Linked DNA regions of Homo sapiens: region 1 is linked to region 2. A link is a contact called in ENCODE Hi-C or POLR2A ChIA-PET data. All regions are on one chromosome and are shown on one strand. The core of a region is the stretch at or near the end of the contact, and the rest is flanking DNA. Distances in the headings are between cores, read along the strand shown.

Evidence for each region. A loop is a pair of places that touch in the nucleus more often than their neighbours do. ChIA-PET counts read pairs that join two places held with the same protein, here RNA polymerase II (POLR2A).
Region 1: a loop to region 2 is called in a map of Caco-2, with 2.7 times the contacts of the local background. The contact joins two enhancer-like sites. A Hi-C loop is called at or near these places in 1 of 168 maps with a recorded cell type or tissue (Caco-2). POLR2A ChIA-PET finds 5 or more read pairs at or near these places in 2 of 52 experiments (Panc1 and activated naive CD4-positive, alpha-beta T cell).

What each region holds. Positions count from the first base shown.
Region 1 is chr13:110,221,067-110,223,835 of GRCh38, reverse strand. The region is part of intron 2 of COL4A1 (collagen type IV alpha 1 chain); the gene reads left to right. Among named protein-coding and RNA genes, the nearest start is that of COL4A1, 85 kb to the left of the region's middle. Within about 2 kb of position 1,460, at least 20 of the 41 ENCODE cell types and tissues checked have a DNase peak (open chromatin) inside an H3K27ac peak, as active enhancers do.
Region 2 is chr13:110,186,563-110,189,262 of GRCh38, reverse strand. COL4A1 (collagen type IV alpha 1 chain) reads left to right here. Exons shown (of 52, transcript NM_001845.6): 25 at 1,934-2,125. Among named protein-coding and RNA genes, the nearest start is that of LINC03082, 59 kb to the right of the region's middle. Within about 2 kb of position 1,327, at least 6 of the 41 ENCODE cell types and tissues checked have a DNase peak (open chromatin) inside an H3K27ac peak, as active enhancers do.

The sequences.
Region 1 (2,769 bases), core at 211-2,710, 34 kb before region 2:
TTGGTGTGTCCTGCCATCCTTGGGGTGTCACCCAGGCAGGAACCCCCAGAGAGCTCTGTGCAACTTATTTGGAGGATGGTTTTGCTACCACTGGGCTTTTTCCAGCTTTGTCATATTAGATAAAGGCCTCCTGCTGTGCCAACACCTAGCTTCGGTGGCTGATTTTGGCCTCTGATTGCTGCAGTGTGCAACATGCACAACCATCCACACCGTCCATAGCTGCAGCAAGTGAGGTTCCAAGCCTGTAGCAGAACACTTGTTTTCTGTACTGTTTTTCTCGTTTTGAAGATGTTTTTAAAAATATATATTTGAGAAACAGAATGTTAGGTAGTAGGTTTAGAAAGAGGCATCTGTGATTTTGGTTTTAATGAGTGTTCATGCTGATAGGTTAAGCAAAGGAGAGAATGTTATCATCTTTTTTGGGATCCAAAAAACTGGATAGATTTTTTTTTCTTTTAGAATTGGCAAAACTCAGGAGAATGGACTAAATTACCTTAATGCATAAGTTTTCTATAAACTTATAGTGGAAGAAGACCAAAGAAGAACCTTTACATAAGTTTTACTGGCAGTGGGATGTTTAGCAGTGGTTTCTTAGAGACCTCCCTGTGATTACATTTGTATCTATTTTATGCATGCTTTGTAGAATGTAATTTTTTCAGTATTTTCTATTTCCATACAGCTATTTTAAAAATTGAATTTGCTATTTTTTCTGTATTGTCATTAGATTCAAATACTCTCCCAATTTATAAAATGGATGTGAAAATGCTATCCAGAAAATATCCATCATTCTCATTATTTATAGGCTGACCGCATTTACCTGTAACGCAATAGCCTCGATATTCAGGTTACTAGTTTTTATATTTAATTTTAATTAAATTTTGAATCCTAATTAAAAATATTTACCATAGAGTTCTTTTAGGCCATATCAAAGTGATTTCTCTCACTCCGCCCACAGAATGTGTTCAATGGCACTGAATATTTAATATTTTAATAGTAATATATTACTACAATGAATATTTAGGAAAAAGCCTTAATTCTTTTTTTTTTTTTTTTTTTTTTTTTTAAAGCAGAGTCTGGCTCTGTCGCCCAGGCTGGAGTGCAGTGGCACGATCTCGGCTCACTGCAAGCTCTGCCTCCCTGGTTCATGCCATTCTCTTGCCTCAGCCTCCCGAGTAGCTGGGACTACAGGTGCCCGCCACCACACCCGGCTAATTTTTTGTATTTTTAGTAGAGACGGGGTTTCACCATGTTAGCCAGGATGGTCTCGATCTCCTGACCTCGTGATCCACCCGCCTCGGCCTCCCAAAGTGCTAGGATTACAGGCGTGAGCCACCGCGCCCGGCCTGAAAAAGCCTTAATTCTTTAAGGTCCACCAGGGAGGTTTAGTTTATTTGGGGGAAAATGTATAGTCCCAGAGCTCCCTCTAGTGGCGAGCAGCTGCAGCCCACGGAGACTCCTCACCCAAGCCCTGATTGAGGCCGTTGGTTCCTCCGCCCGGGCCTGTCACGGGCTGGATCCACTGTCTGCCAGAGTTTGGGTTTTCTCCAGATCATTCAGTGTCTGAGTACTTCTTCAACAAGGGGGTGCTTGGCTGAGATCCCATGGGTGTGTCTGAGGTGCCAGGGCCCGCCGGGGAGGGTGTGAATGTGCCTGTTTCACATGAAGGCAGCGCTCTCGAATGTGCTGAGGGGTGCCAGGGCCCTGGGGTGCTGCTGTGTGGGTCGCAGGTGCCTGGAGGTGGATGAAGGGTGGGTGTCTACGGACGCCCCGACCAGGAGCTTGGCCCTTCACATGGGCATTTGAATGTGTTGTTGATGGAGCCCGGAGCCAGGAAAATACAAGTGTTTCCAGAGAACGCACTGTCTGCTGGTGTGGTTTGATGCGAAAACGGAATTAAGCTGTTGATGACAGACGCGCTGCCTGAGCGCAGGCACACGTGGAATCTGACTGAGCAGGTTCACAAGCCTTTGGAAAAAGATCATCATCATATTTTTCTTCCTTTCCAACGTGGAAATCTGACTGCTCTGGGGGACTGACTTAAAATGGTTCTGTTTAACAATATTTGAAACGGAGTACTGCTTTGGAGTAAGAATTAATGAGAGCATTTTGGACTGTTTTTTCTGAAAAAAGATAAGAAAAAACTCTTGAAGATAATAGTTGCCTCTGGAGACCTTTGCTGCTGCTCACAGCTTTACTGTGCGCTTCCATGAGTGAGTCTCCACTTTCATCATGGACAAATGTCTGGAACTTTGGTAAGATTTAAAGACCTTTGGAAATTTTTAAGATTTTTTTTGGCTGCCAGTAATTTATCAGCACTCAGTTCTCCTAGAACATTTTTACTGGATCGGGGACGTCAGATGGTTTGTTTGCTTTTGGATGGCTTTCGGGGAACTTTTAAATTGTTTATAAGAAGACCATACTGAGGGCCCCCTTGAGTTATTCTTGTGTTGAATGATAGTTCTTTAGAAAGTATTTTCTGAAGGACTCTTTTTAATTCATTTTTTTCTTTTAAGCTGATGTGCAAAGTGGATTTTCATGGATCAGAAAATATCTATGGTTTTATTTCTTTGTAAATGTGGATCTATCAGAAATATTCACTGTGCATCTCCTTTGTAACCATCGCCTTCTAGCTTTGGATTACATATGACTTGAGTGTTCAGCTCTGTCAGTCAACTTCATAGTGAATGTTAAAATTCATATTAGAATACTTGAGCCTAGAATTGTGCCAGAATTCATCATGGGCTCAGATAATGTTTCAACATCAGGATT
Region 2 (2,700 bases), core at 78-2,577:
GGAGAAACCCCGTCTCCACTAAAAATACAAAATTAACTGGGTGTGGTGGCGTATGCCTATAATCCCAGCTGCTCGGAAGGCTGAGGCAGGAGAATCTCTTGAACCTGAGAGGCGGAGGTTGCGGTGAGCCGAGATGGCGCCATTGCACTCCAGCCTGGGCAACAAGAGCGAAAATCTGTCTCAACAAAACAAAACAAGCAAAAAACAAAACAAAACAAAAAACAAAAACAAATGTAGTCACTGTAATGGAGGAACTGCATTTTTTGTGTTATTTAATTTAACTTTCCAAGTCATATTGAACAGTGCAGAGAGTTGCTGCCGACTCTCTCCATACTTCTGGAAGCCTGCTTGATGGGATTGGGCCAGGAGTCAGTGCATCGTGGTTGGTATGGAAGATGGAATGGGAGGCAGAGCAGCTTCTCCCGTTCCTTAGCCTGCGATGTTTCAGCTGTTAGGAAGCAATTCAGGCAGGAAAGCAAGTCTGCTCCATTTAGGTTAGTCCCACATTTGCTGTTTGTTTGACTTTGAGCAGGACACAGAAGTCCTTCAAGCCCCACCTCTCCCCCTGTGTAATGGGCAGATTTTACTCGCTCATCCCTAACTCTCCTTAGCACTCCAGAGGCACAGGCATAAGGTACAAGTTTTGCAGCTGGAAATGCATAAATGTGGATCCCAGTTCCAGCACTTTCTGGCTGAGTAGTCTTGGATCTATCAGCTCACTTCTTTGAGTATCAGCTTCTTCCTCTGCTATGTCCTGGTTTCCATGTTTTCCTTGCAGAGCTGCAATAAGGGTCAGAGATGCTATAGAATGGGTCATAGTGCCTAGCAGGCTGGTAACCAATGCTAGCCATATTTTCAGTCTAAAGATTGGGCAAATGTTGGTCTGTCCTTGGTTGACCAACTTCTTCCTTTGAGAAGCACATAGCATCTGTACACACAGAAGCGTGTGCATGTGAGGGATTCATACATATCTAAGAACCTTCTGCAAGGAAGTTTATGAAAAAAAATTCACATTAAGTGAATTGTGCCAGAGTTAAAATTCTGCCAAGTCGACAGGGAGTCTGAAGATGCCTTTCTCAGGCCTAAGTGAACAAGTCAATGGGACAATTGTTGGAAACATTTTCTGTTTTTCTTGTGAAACCCAAGTCTCAGGATGCTGGAGGAGAAGCCATTGGTGGGTATGGGTGTTCTTTGCAGTTTTAACTTTCCAGGAACTGAGCAACGTTCTAGTGTGAGTCTCTTGGGAAAGTCAATTTGACTCTGCTGACTCAACATAACTCATTTTAGAGCTGGCCCAGTGCCCACTCCCAGAGTTTCATCTCTCACTGGTGCCCTGGAAGTCCTTATCTCTTCTGGAATTCTGGGCATGAGCATAAAAGGAAGCCTGTTCAATATGCACAGGAGTATTCAGCACTGGCCAGGAGGTGCTGACGGGTAGCTCAGTGGGCCCAGAAGCTGGAGAAAAGGCTTCTGCGTGCTGCCGGTGGGGCTGAGGCAGCAGGCAGAGCTGAGGACAGCGATTGTTCTTTGAGTCTGTCTGTTACTGAAGCTGCACAATGAACCACACATCAATCAGAACCTTCTGACAGGTGCTGTGTGTTCCTATGAATGTTGAGCAGTTGTTAGGGTAAGAAAACTCCTGGAGGAGAGCTGGGTGCCCAAAGCCACACTATAACTCCCTCTGCCCCATCCAGGTCTTTGCTTGAAATATCTAATTAAGATAAGTGTTTTTAAGAAAAACACAAGAAGTGCAGCAGACCAGGGCTTTGTCACAGAGCTCCTGGCTTGCATCTAGAAAATCAATGATGAGGCATGAATGCATGACCATTTTCAAGAAGGTGGCTTCTTGATTCTATGGTTGCTTGTGTTACAGTCACACTGGTGTGCTTCATGGATGGGTTCTTCTGTGGATCACAAGGCTTTGTTCTTACAGGGCCCTCAAGGTACACCAGGGCTGATAGGCCAGCCAGGAGCCAAGGGGGAGCCTGGTGAGTTTTATTTCGACTTGCGGCTCAAAGGTGACAAAGGAGACCCAGGCTTTCCAGGACAGCCCGGCATGCCAGGGAGAGCGGGTTCTCCTGGAAGAGATGGCCATCCGGGTCTTCCTGGCCCCAAGGGCTCGCCGGTATGTTTATCTCCAGACTTTGAATGTGCATTTTACAGTGTGGATCTGCAAAGCATTGAGAAATGAGTAATTTGAATCATATTGATGTATTTCTATCTCCTTGATGATGGCACAAATGAACTTGTTTCATGATTCATGGTTCATGGAACAACTTAAGTCTATAAACCTAGGCATTGCCAGTTATTATTGACAAATAATTAGGTGATAACAGATCAGTGTCTTCTGATGCATTTGGGGGAACTGAACAGATGTGTTTGTGTATCTTTTTGCTTTGGATGGGAGGTGAAATCTAAAGTTAATAGTATTCATGTCATTGTTTTCAAAAGATTCCAGGTATCAACATCTCATTCTCTAAAGTATCTCCCTAAGTAGATGAGGGAGGAAGAATGCTCAGCTTAGGGAGAAGAATGCTGGTTTCACTTATTAACTACAAGGTGGCCCTCCTGGGAGGGTAGATGAAGTAAATAAATAGTGTGAGCCAGTTAACTCTAGTACTTATTGACCACAAATGTCAGAAGAATGCGATAAGGACAGGGTGTTGGTGTGTCTCTGATAACGGTGTCTTTTTCTTCTTC